Regions from separate parts of the Homo sapiens genome. Here region 2 is linked to region 1. Evidence: read pairs that join two places in POLR2A ChIA-PET (ENCODE). Cell type or tissue: OCI-LY7. All regions are shown on one strand. Links, peaks and the distances in the headings refer to the core of each region. The heading gives the core; the rest is flanking DNA.

The links. ChIA-PET counts read pairs that join two places held together with the same protein. Peaks named below come from ENCODE experiments on the same cell type or tissue, not always from the same donor. Only the 100,000 strongest peaks of a DNase experiment are listed, where the experiment ranks them.
Region 2: POLR2A ChIA-PET joins it to region 1 with 7 read pairs; 1 of 35 experiments calls an interaction of 5 or more read pairs at or near these places.

Annotation. Positions count from the first base shown.
Region 1 is chr15:89,896,334-89,902,315 of GRCh38, reverse strand. All of the region lies in intron 5 of ARPIN-AP3S2 (ARPIN-AP3S2 readthrough), which reads left to right. It overlaps ARPIN (actin related protein 2/3 complex inhibitor), which reads left to right. Exons shown (of 6, transcript NM_182616.4): 6 at 513-5,982. The coding sequence ends at 521. It also overlaps the pseudogene RNU7-111P. Among named protein-coding and RNA genes, the nearest start is that of AP3S2, 5.3 kb to the right of the region's middle. In OCI-LY7, for the core only: CTCF peaks have their summits at 3,313 and 3,518; a DNase peak (open chromatin) is centred at 3,475.
Region 2 is chr15:90,588,455-90,594,156 of GRCh38, reverse strand. CRTC3 (CREB regulated transcription coactivator 3) reads right to left here. Exons shown (of 15, transcript NM_022769.5): 3 at 402-521. LOC124903555 (a long non-coding RNA gene) reads left to right here. Exons shown (of 2, transcript XR_007064758.1): 2 at 295-797. Among named protein-coding and RNA genes, the nearest start is that of CRTC3, 61 kb to the right of the region's middle. RefSeq lists an enhancer at 1-93. In OCI-LY7, for the core only: no CTCF peak of the experiment used is centred there; a DNase peak (open chromatin) is centred at 3,206; H3K27ac peaks cover 464 bases.

The sequences.
Region 1 (5,982 bases), core at 990-4,989:
CTGCCTCAGCCTCCCAAAGTGCTGGGATTACAGGCATGCGCCACCATGCCTGGCTAATTTTGTATTTTTAGTAGAGACGAGGTTTCTCCATGTTGGGCTGGTTGGTCTCGAATTCCCGACCTCGGGTGATCCACCTGCCTCAGGCTCCCAAAGTGCTGGGATTACGGGCTTGAGCCACCACACCTGGCCTCAAAATGAACATCTGAAGCAACGAAGTCACAGAAAAATGCACTATTTATCTAGGTAATGGAGATGATGTCTTTTGCCAGAGAAAGCAGGCGCACGCAGATGAGAGTGTCTGGATTCCTTTTTGTCTTCATAAAGCGAATCTTGGACTGAAAAACAGTCCAAGAGCTGTTGGAGCTGCCGGGCCAGCTCTAATGAGGCGCCCAGGCAAGCACTCATGGGCCCCACAGGTACCACGCAATTGAACCCTTGTTTGTCTGATAACTTGCAGTGACGTTTATGACATGTGCTGTCTCCACATCTCTTTACCCCTTGGATTTCTCTAGGATGACTGAGGGACGTGGCTGCCTCTGGGGGCACCAGCACCTTCTGTAGCATTGTGGAACATTTCTTCCATGAACTTCTACTCTGGAGCTGGAGAGAACAGTCTGCCAAGTCTTACCTGGTTCTTCCCCATAGCCACCTTGGAATACTCTTTGAACAAGCTCTGCTAAAACCAAACCCATGACCACTGTGTTGGTGGTGGGGCCTCATGCTGTGGCTCAGGGAGGGCCCCTCCCTGCATGTGAGTCTAGCCTTCCTAGACATTACATGATGACCCTTTAAAAAAAAATTAGAGATGGAGGTCTCACTATGTTGCCCAGGCTGATCTCAAACTCCTGGACTCAAGCGATCCACCCCCCTCCACCTCCCAAGGTGTTGGGATTACAGGCGTGAGCCACTGCACCCAGCCTCATGTTGACCCTGGCCCTGGATAGCAGCTTTGTTTGTAGAGGCAGGTGGTGGGAGAGACCCTAGGACAGCCTGAGAGTAACTGGACCTGGTATTGGTGCGGAGTGGGGAATATCCCTTGTCTAAATGCAGAGCAGCTGAGAGAAGTTAGCGGGGCTCTTCCTCCGTTCTCATTGTTTCCTGCTTTCCTTCCCCACCCACCCCTTCCTCAGCACTCTGTGTTGTAGCCTGTACTATCCTGCTTCAAGCCTCCGTGTCCCTTGTACCTTCCCCCTACCTTGAGTTGCCAGTTCTTTACTCCCTCAAATGTTCCCATGCCACCTCTGGGGTTTCTGTTATCTGACATCCCTGGCTGCTTTCCTGGTAGATGCCATTCCCAGAGAGGCCAACAGCGTTCCCAGGCGTGGCTGGCTGGTCCGCATCTCTCAGACTCACTCTGCCAGGCTACAGTTTTGAGAATACCTTTTTTGTTGTTGTTTTGTACCTGGAGAACTTTTTATGAATGAGTAAATCTTCAGAAAGGAATTCCTCCACCCTTACTGGGTTATTGTCAGGTGTAAACGGCCTTTCAGCTGAGCAATGTTCCTATGAGAAGGAAGCCATTTCTCTTGGCTCATGAACACTGCCTTTTGGGTAGTATACCCACACCCAGATCTGTGAAGAGACCTGGAATTGAAGTCTCCATGTCGTCAGGACTTGGTGGCATGTGGATCTTGCTTGACTTGGGAAAAGAGAGGGTGGTGGTGAACTAATAATTATGGAGTCCCCCTAATGTGTCGAACACAATGCTAGATGATTTCCATGATAATAATTACTCATACTTGTGCTAAGCACTTGCGATATCGTACTTCTCACAACAGTCCATGAGGTACTGATTATTATTCCCATTTTCTCATGAGACTAAAGCTCAGAGCTCTAGGATAGTATACAGTGGCAAGAGGAATTTACATCCAAGCACTCAGATTTCAAAGCCCACATTCTTAACTACCGGACTATTCATATTACAGAGCAGGAAAAGGGTCTCAGACAGGTTAAGCAACCTGCCCAGAGTCACACAGCTAATGAGTAGCAGAATCAGGATTCAAACCCAGAGCTGTCAAAAGCAAACCTTATGTTCCTTCCACTGTCCCCTGCTTCCTTGCCCTTCAGAAAGGTCTTGGAAACAGGGGCCAGAGGATGTGGTAGCCACTTCACTGGTGTTCTGTGTCTGAATGGGACTTTCTCACAGGCAGGCCATGCTGGGACCTCAGCCATGGGGGTGGCCAGGGAGGTGGTTGAGCAGAAGGATAGCTGGGGACACTGACTGGGGGTAGAGTCACCCAGTGTCTTTAGACATCCTGCTGTCTAAAGCACTGTGTCCAAAGGGTATGGCACACTTATATGGACAGGTCACCATTCCAAACAAGGAGGCCCAGTGTGTCAATAGGAGAGGTCCTAAAGCAACAAAAAGGGCGGGGTGTCTTGGATGGGCTTCAGGAAGGGAAAGACCATTGTGTCTGGAGCTCAGAGAATGGGGGCTGGTGTTTGAGATGAGGCTGGAGATTGGGCATGGCATCCTCACGCATGTTAAGGAATTGGGGACTTTATCCTTAACATCCTGGAAGCCAGTGATCCCATGGAGAGTGAGAAGATCTGATCTGTGTTTCAAAGGTCACTTGACTGCCGAGCAGCTGGAGGCGAGTTGCTCCTTTAGGAGACTGCTGCAGTTGCCTGGGTGAGAGGCTAGAGGGGTCTGGTCTATAGCAGTGGCAGGGGAGATGGAAAGAAGAGAATGATTTGAGGGGCATTCGGGGGGCAAAATCAACAGGACCTGGGGGGAGACGAAGGGATCAAGAATGATGCCCAGATTCTGGGTGAGTGGCAGTGCTGTGGTGCACAAGTAGTGATGTTATGTTTCCGGGTGACCTGCTGTTTAGCAGGAGCCCAGCCTGTGGCTAAGAAGTATAGAGAACTGAAACTAGCTCCCTAGGGATGGGAAAACCAAGTGGGCTGAGGATAAGAACAGGGCCCCAGGGCTGGGTGCAGTCGCTCACGCCTGTAATCTTAGCACTTTGGGAGGCCGAGGTGGGCGGATCACTTGAGGTCAGGAGTTCGAAACCAGCCTGATCAACACAGTGAAACCCCGTCTCTACCAAAAAATACAAAAATTACCCGGACATGGTGGCACATGCCTGTAGTTCCAGCGCCTTGGGAGGCTGAGGCATGAGAATTTCTTGAACCCGGGAGGTGGAGGTTGCAGTGAGCTGAGATTGCCACTGCACTCCAGCCTGGGCAACACAGTGAGACCCTGTCTCAAAAAAAAAAAAAAAAAAAAGAATAGGGTCCCAGGCTCAGCAGGTAGGGACACTGAGGTAAAATCCTATTCCCTAGGACTAGGGACTAGGAAGGGAGAAAATAGGAAGCTGCTGTGGCATAGGCATCTGCATGGGCAGATGGTGAGGCCAAAGCCCCTGATTTTGCCATACCTCCTGCCCTGGTCAGGACTGGTTCAGGCATTAGGGCAGGCCCAGCCAGGGCAGAAGCCTTCCTAGATACACCTGTGGGGAGTTGAGGAACTACAGCAGGGCTGAAACCCTGCTTTCAGGGGCCCCCATGTGGCTGGTAGGGGCAGCTTTTGGAAGCTAGACTGGATCCTATTACTCCCCAGATGAAAAGTTCAAATTCCTTAATACAACTCAGAGCTCATCACAATGTCACAACCCTCCTTTCTCGGCTCGCTTCCTCCTTAAGAGCTCTGGGGCGATTCTTTCAGACCAGCCTGAGGGATCTTCCACAGGTTGTTAATAGGGCTAGAAACAAAAAGTGGTGGTGTTTCTATGATCTAATTTGTTGGAACAAACGTAGTGTTAAACTCAAACATTTCTGTAGGATTTCTTGGAGCTTTAACTATACTAACATTTACTGTAACTCTTCAGGACAGGGTATGATTACGTATTTCCCACATTTCTTTGGTCAGAGAACCCGTTTTTGTGAGGAGCATTTCATGGGACAGCTGTTGTGAGAAACAGTTTGGGAAGGGCTGTGTTGGTCCCATGGAGGGGCTGGCTGTTCCCAGAGCAGGTCACTCCCCCACTTGCATTGCCTTGCCTGGACTCTTTTCTTGGAGGGAGGTCCCTTTCCTCTACCCATCTGAATTTTTTTTTCTTCCACCAGTGTCCAGCTTGCCTTTCACCATGGGCCTAATGATGGAAATTACAGTTATTTTGTATCTTCAAACAGAACCAAGCAAATCCTCTGAGCTTCATTCATATGGGAAATTTTCTTTCTTTCTTTTTTTTTTTTTTGAGATGGAATTTCGCTCTTGTTGCCCAGGCTGGAGTGCAATGGCTCAATCTCGGCTCACTGCAACCTCCACCTCCCAGGTTCAAGAGTTTCTCCTGCCTCAGCAGGAGGATTACTGTAATCCCAAGTAGCTGGGATTACAGGCCTGCGCCACCACGACTAGCTAATTTTGTACTTTTAGTAGAGATGCGATTTCACCATGTTGGCTAGGCTGGTCTCGAACTCCTGACCTCAGGTGATCCACCCTCCTCAGCCTCCCAAAGTGCTGGGATTACAGGCATGAGCCACAGTGCCGGACATTATGGGAAAATTTTTTGAGGGACTAAACTAATCTCCACAAATAGCAATGCATTTAGGAAATATATTTAAAGGGGAAAAAAAGACTCATAGTTTCACTCAGTCATGTTCATAATTTTTAGTATTTGGGTTTTTTAGCATGTAATTTGTGTACATAGTTTTGGTTTTTGTAAACTTGCATAGGGGTTTTCTGGTACAAACTGGAAAACCTGCTAGACAAATTCTGAAACATCTGTAATGCTTGTAGGTAGTTGTTGTAACACTATGCCCACACATAATCACTTTCCATATTGCTGCATAGTCTTTGTAACCATTTTTCTTCTTCTTTTTTTTGAGATGGAGTTTTGCTCTTGTTGCCCAGGCTGGAGTGCAATGGCGCGATCTTGGCCCACTGCAACCTCTGCCTCCCGGGTTCAAGCTATTCTGCTGCCTTAGCCTCCCGAGTAGCTGGGATTACAGGCACACGCCACCACGCCCGGCTAGTTTTTGTATTTTTAGTAGAGACGGGGTTTCACCATGTCAGCCAGGCTTTTCTTGAACTTCTGATCTCAAGTGATCCTCACTCCTCAGCCTCCCAAATTGCTGGGATTACAGGCGTGAGCCACCACGCCCACCTGTAACCATTATTTTTAAGATTGCTACCATTGGATAGTTCTGTCATGGTCCAACTTTTGGATATTTAAAATTGATCCCTGTGTGGCTAACAGAATTAATGTTTCCAAAAATGTTGAAAATTATATAGTTCTCTTAATTCCCCACCTCTAACTATATTTTTGGGTTATTTCTTTAGGAACAGATGCCCAGGAGTCATATTACTGAGAATCTAGAAATCTTTTGCAAAGTTCTTGTTATATTGCCAAATTGCTTCCCAAAAGGGTTGTTCTAAACCATAATTTCACCAGCAATGTAGGGGAGAACCATTTTTATGCTGCCCTTGTGAGAATTGGGTATGAAAACATTTTTAAAATGATTTTTGATGAGGTGAAAATAATATTTGAATATATTTTAATTTGCCTTTCCCCCACTTATAGTGAGCTTAAACATTTTTTCCTTTTCCTAGCTGTATTTCTCCCTTTGTTATTCGTTCTTTCGTCCATTTATCTACTGGGGAGATGGGGAGTGTTATCTTTTTAGTTTATCAGTTATTTGCATTTTAAATATAACCATTTGCCATATTTTAACAACGATTTTTCCATTAAATAATTCTTTTTATAAAAAAACTTTATATATCTGTTGATGTTTTGTGATTTTTATTGCTTCTAAGCTAATACAGATTTTTGGATCTTATTCAATTTCGCTTTCTTCTGTTTAGGTTATTATCTGGTTTTATACCTAACTACTTATTTTCAAATTGCTAACCAGTTATCCTAATAGTATTTACTGAATTCCTTCCCACTCCTACATCACATATTAAAATTATTTTATGCCTAAATTATTTATAATATTTCAGTTATTCTTCCTATAATTACAATTTGAACCATCAAA
Region 2 (5,702 bases), core at 897-4,896, 690 kb before region 1:
GCAGATCAAAAGAAGTACAAATAAATCACATATCTCTATGTCCATTTTTGCTAAAGAGACTAAGGCTCTCTAACCTGATTCAAAGTCAGGTTTAACTCTAACGTGGCCAATTTCTGGAGAAAATGCTCAGAACACCCTGCAATGGGACCGAATTACAGGTTGTTTTTGTTGTTATTTCATTAAACTGAACTTTATTGATGCTTTCATAAACACCTACAATGATGTTTCCAAATGTTGACTGCAGAGATGTTTCTAGTTTCCAACTCATTTATTTGTATTGCCTCCTTTCATCAGATAAATGAAGATTCTGAGGCCAAAGGAGAATTGCAGGGAAGATAAATCCTGAAAACTTTTCAAACATTTCAGAATGCACACTCCCTTTGAAGAGTAAAAAAGGATATTTGTCGCCCTGGCTTGTCCCCAGACCTTCGGTGGAGGGGGTGGAAGCGGTTCCTGGATGGCCTCTCCACCAGCCCGTGATGGCGGGTTCCCCGAACATTATCAGCTTGGTGAAATGACGGCTGCAGAGAGAAGGGAAGAAGAGTTGGCCTCCAACCATGAAATTGACACTCACCCTCAAGAACAACTGATAACAACAGGAGATGAAAGGACCGATTTTACAGTTTTACTTATTATACATTAGTGGGCCTTGGGTCAAGGTAAATAAAGTAGTATATGGAACTATTTCTTTATAATAACCATAAAATAATGACAAATAATCTGTAGTGTGTTAAGAGGAAAGCTGAAAGAATAATAAAAGTTGTCATGCAATTGGGGGAGGAGAATCAGAAGACGGTGAACTCATATACTAAATCCCAGAAAACTAGAAAGGACACTTTGAAATGTAAAAGAGGTATATTAAAGAAAGAAACTGGCAAGCCACGAGGCACCTATTTGTTCTGCACAGTGTCTTTTAAAATTTTTGATTGAATTCATAATGTTTGAAAATTCAGACTTGAGGATTCTAGGGAAAAGTCAGAATTTTTTTTGTTTGTTTGTTTTTTGAGATGGAGTCTTGCTCTGTTGCCCAGGCTGGAGTGCAATGGCGTGATCTCAGCTCACTGCAACCTCCGCCTCCCAGGTTCAAGTGATTCTCCTGCCTCAGCCTCCCAAGTAGCTGGGATTACAGATGTGCGCCACCACGCCCAGCTAATTTTTGTATTTTTAGTAGAGACGGGGTTGCACCATGTTGGCCAGGCTGGTCTCAAACTCCTGACCTCAGGTGATCAGCCCACCTCAGCCTCCCAAAGTGCTGGGATTACAGGCATGTGAGCCACCGCACCCACCCATAAATCAAAATATCTTGGCCACAATGAGCCGCACTCATCTCAGGCTCAAGTTGAGCATGGCTGCTCCCTGTAGATGGGACACCCACTCTCTTACTATGAATCCTTACACACAAACCATTTCACTGACTCATCATTTTAGACATTCAGAGTGTGTAACCCCTGAGTTAAAGAGGAAAAAAGGAATGCTATGTAAATACAAGTGGAAAACATACAAATCATCAGTCCCTAAATGATACAAATGAAAGCAGAAACAGATTGTAGATAAATTCATGGTCAATAAATCCAAAATCCTTTTTAAAGAGATGCTTGGGGTACGTTCTTAACATTTTTGAGACTGGTATCACAAAGGGCAACCTTTTTGGTTGTCAAAAGCCAAATCCTAGGCTGGGCCAATAAATCTCACATAATGAGGCAATGTGTATACATTGTGCAATAGATGTGCTTGTGAAATATAGAAAACAGATTTTCTTCTCCCATCCCCTCCAGCATTAAGGTGTTACTGACAAAGAAAAATTGTATATATTTACACTGTACAACATGATGTTTTGATATATGTATACATAGCAAAATGATGAAATCAAGTTATTAACATATCCATCACCTCACATACTATTCATTTAAAACAGAGTTTTACGTCAATTGAGTCACATATAAAATTGGTAGCTTACTGTGAAAGGAATCCTGTGACGCAATGTTTTTATAGGGGACTTCCTTCAGCTAAAAACTAATTTTTCTTTGTTAAACATGGATTTTCTCATTTTGGTTTTGAGAATTACTCCTATTTCTCCCAAGTGGACTCATAAAATCTCTGGGCCAAATTAGTCTAACAGTTCCGATCTATTTTTATAATCCAAATCTATAAACTCACAAAATAAAGTTATCTTACCAAGGAAAAACTTCTGGGCTGGAAGAAAAATAGCCACTATGATATAGGGAAGCTAGATTTATCTCAGACAATGGAATACTCTATTCTAGAGAATAATATATTGAAATACCTGAAAAATAATGGGACAAACTGACATCAGGTGCTTCTTGGCAAGATGCAATGAGGACACAGGATCTCTTTTTTTTGAGACAGGGTCTCACTCTGTTGCCCAGGCTGGAGTGCAGTGGCACAATCTTGGCTCAATGCAACCTCCACTTCCCAGGCTCAGCCTCCTGAGTAGCTGGGACTACAGTGCATGCCAACATGCTGGCTACATTTTTATTTTTTTGTAGAGACAAGGTCTCGCCATTTTGGCCAGACTGGTCTTGAACTCCTGACCTCAAGTTATCTACCCACCTTGGCCTCCCAAAGTGTTGGGATTACATGCCTGAGCCACTGCACAATTACTGCCAAACTGGGCTCCTGAAGGCCAGTCCACAAGGTGGGGAGAAGGGTCTTTAGAAGGCGTTCCCAAAAGCAGAGAGTTCCTGAAATGTCTTTTAGACTTCCTATTAAATTTTCTAGCTGGGTGCAGTGGCTCCTGTCTAGAGTCCCAGCACTTTGGGAGGCGGAGGTGGGAGAATTGCTTGAGGCCAGGAGTTTGAGACCAGCCTGGGAAACATAGTGAGACCCTGTCTCTACAAAAGAAAGAAAAATTAGCTCTACAAACAAACAAATTAGCTAGGCATGGTGGTACATGCCTGCAGTCCCAGCACTTTGGGAGCATGAGGTGGGAGGACCACTTGAGGCCAGGAGTTCAAGACCAGCCTGGGTAACACTGCAAGCCCTCACTTCTACAAAAAAAAATTAAAAAAAAAAAAATAGTGGGGCGTGGTGGTGCCCACCTGTAGTCCTAGCTACTGGGGAGGCTGAGGCAGGAGGATCACTTGAACCCAGGTGTTCGAGGCTGCAGTGAACTATGATCACACCACCGCACTCCAGCCTGAGCAACAGAGCAAGACCTTGTCTCTAAAACAAAAAACAAAACAAAAGCTCTTATTTTCGATTTAACAGCTGCCTCTTTTGCATTAACCCTGCTGCTGGCCCAAATCCTGTATTACTGCTGGTATTCAGTTGTGGGGTGTTAATCTCTGCTTACATTTGATATTTTCTTCTCTTCTTCACTGTGGCCTAATCTCAACTCTCTGCCCCTGCAGTATCTGATCTTACTCCAAACTATATTTGGCTTAACCTTCTCAATTACTTCTCAAAGATCTTCCTCATCAAATGAATTAGAGTGGCTGTTCAGTTAGGGAAGCCAGAAACTGAAGGAGCTAAGTCTGGGCCGGGTGCAGTGGCTCAGACCTGTAATCCCAGCACTTTGGGAGGCCGAGGCAGGTGGATCGTCTGAGGTCAAGAATTTGAGATCTGCCTGGGCAACATGGCAAAACCCTGCCTCTACTAAAAATACAAAAATTAGGCATGGTGGCACTAGAATCACTTGAACTCAGGTGGCAGAGGTTGCAGTGAGCCAAGATCATGCCACTGCACTCCAGCCTGGGTGACAAAGAAATACTACGTGCCACTCAAAAGGCCAAGCACTTCACTTTTTCTACTCCTTTTCAAGTTTTATCCATGTAAGTTCTTACATGGTTATATCTGCAGAGTACATACAGTATTTTCTTTTATTTATTTTATTATTATTTTTTTGAGACGGAGTTTTGCTGTGTCACCCAGGCTGGAGTGAAGTGGTATGATCTTGGCTCACTGCAGCCTCCACTTCCTTGGTTCAAGCAATTCCCCTGCCTCAGCCTCCCCAGTAGCTGGGATTACAGGAACATGCCACCACTCCCGGCTAATTTTTTTGTATTTTTAGTAGAGATGGGGATTCACCATGTTGGCCAGACTGGTCTCGAACTCCTGACCTCAGGCAATCCGCCCGCCTCAGCCTCCCAAAGTACTGGGATTACAGGCATGAGCCACTGCACCCAGCCTATTTACTTAATTTTTTTATTTTTTGAGATGGAGTCTCTCTCTGTTGCCCAGGATGGAGTGTGGTGCAATCTTGGCTCACTGCAACCTCTGCCTCCTGGGTTCAAGCGATTCTCCTGCCTTAGTTTCCTGAGTAGCTGGGATTACAGGCACAAGCCACGACACCCGGCCAATTTTTGTATTTTTAGTAGAGACTGGGTTTCACCATGTTGGCCACACTGGTCTTGAACTCCTGACCTCAAGTGATCCACATGCCTCGGCCTCCCAAAGTACTAGGATTACAGGGGTGAGCAACTGCACCCGGCCAGTATTTTAAACATTGCACGTTGCCATTCAAAGAATATATCATTTGGGCTGGTTGTAGTGGCTCACGCCTATAATCCTAGCATTGCGGGAGGCCAAAGGGGAGGGTCACTTGAGGCCAGGAGTTTGAGTCCAGCCTGGACAACACAGTGTGAGACCCTGTCTCTACAAAAATTTTTGTTAAATTAGCTGGTGTGGTGATGTGCACCTGTAGTGCTAGCTACTCAGGAGGCCGAGGTTGAGGCTCAGGATCCCTTGACCCCAGGAATGTCAGGCTACAGTGAACTATGATTGAGCCACTGTACTCCAGCCTGGGTGACAGAACAAGACCCTGTCTCTTAAAAATAACAACAGGCTGGGCGCCATGGCTCACGCCTGTAATCCCAGCACTTTGGGAGGCCTACGCAGGTGGATCATGAGGTCAGGAGTTCAAGACCAGCCTGGTCAACACGGTGAAACCCCATCTCTACTAAAAATAGAAAAATTAGCTGGGCATGGTGGTGCATGCCTGTAATCCTAGCTACTCAGGAGGCTGAGGCAGGAGAATCGCTTGAACCCGGGAGGCGGAGGTTGCAGTGAGCTGAGATCGCGCCACTGCACTCCAGCCTGGGTGACAGAGTAAGACTCTGTCTCAGAAAAAAAATAAAAATAAAAATAACGACGACGACAACAACAAAACCCCAAAAACACATATGATTCGGAGTCAAAGAAACAGTTCAAGTTCAGATGTTCCACTTATTAACAAGTTACTTCATCTTCCTTATCTAAAAAGTGGAAATGATAATAACTTCCACAGGCTTGTTGAGAAGACAAAATGATGTTACATACATAAGAGCTGCTTGTCCCAGGGATACCCGGACATTGGAAAGGAGGATGAGTGTCTGCATGGTGGAACCCTGGGAAGCATCTTGTCAAAGGTGGGGCTGACCTGCAGAGTCCTTTCGTGGTCAGGAGCAGCAGCATCACTATTAGGGACTGCCCCAGCATTCTGAGCCTCCCACGGTGCTCCCCAACGGTCCTACAGCTCAGGCACCATCTGTTGCCATTCCAAGTCACCTCTGACGTCACCCAGCTGCAGCCTGGGATGAATGGCTAAAAAAAGTTGACTGGCCCATGTGACTTGCTTTGGCCAATGGCTTATGAGCAAATGTGATGTTCATATTGTTCAAACAGAAACTCTCATACTCTTTTCCTTCTGCCATGAGACTATCATGTCTTAAGTAGGGGATGCTCCTTCAGCCTCAGTTGCAGAT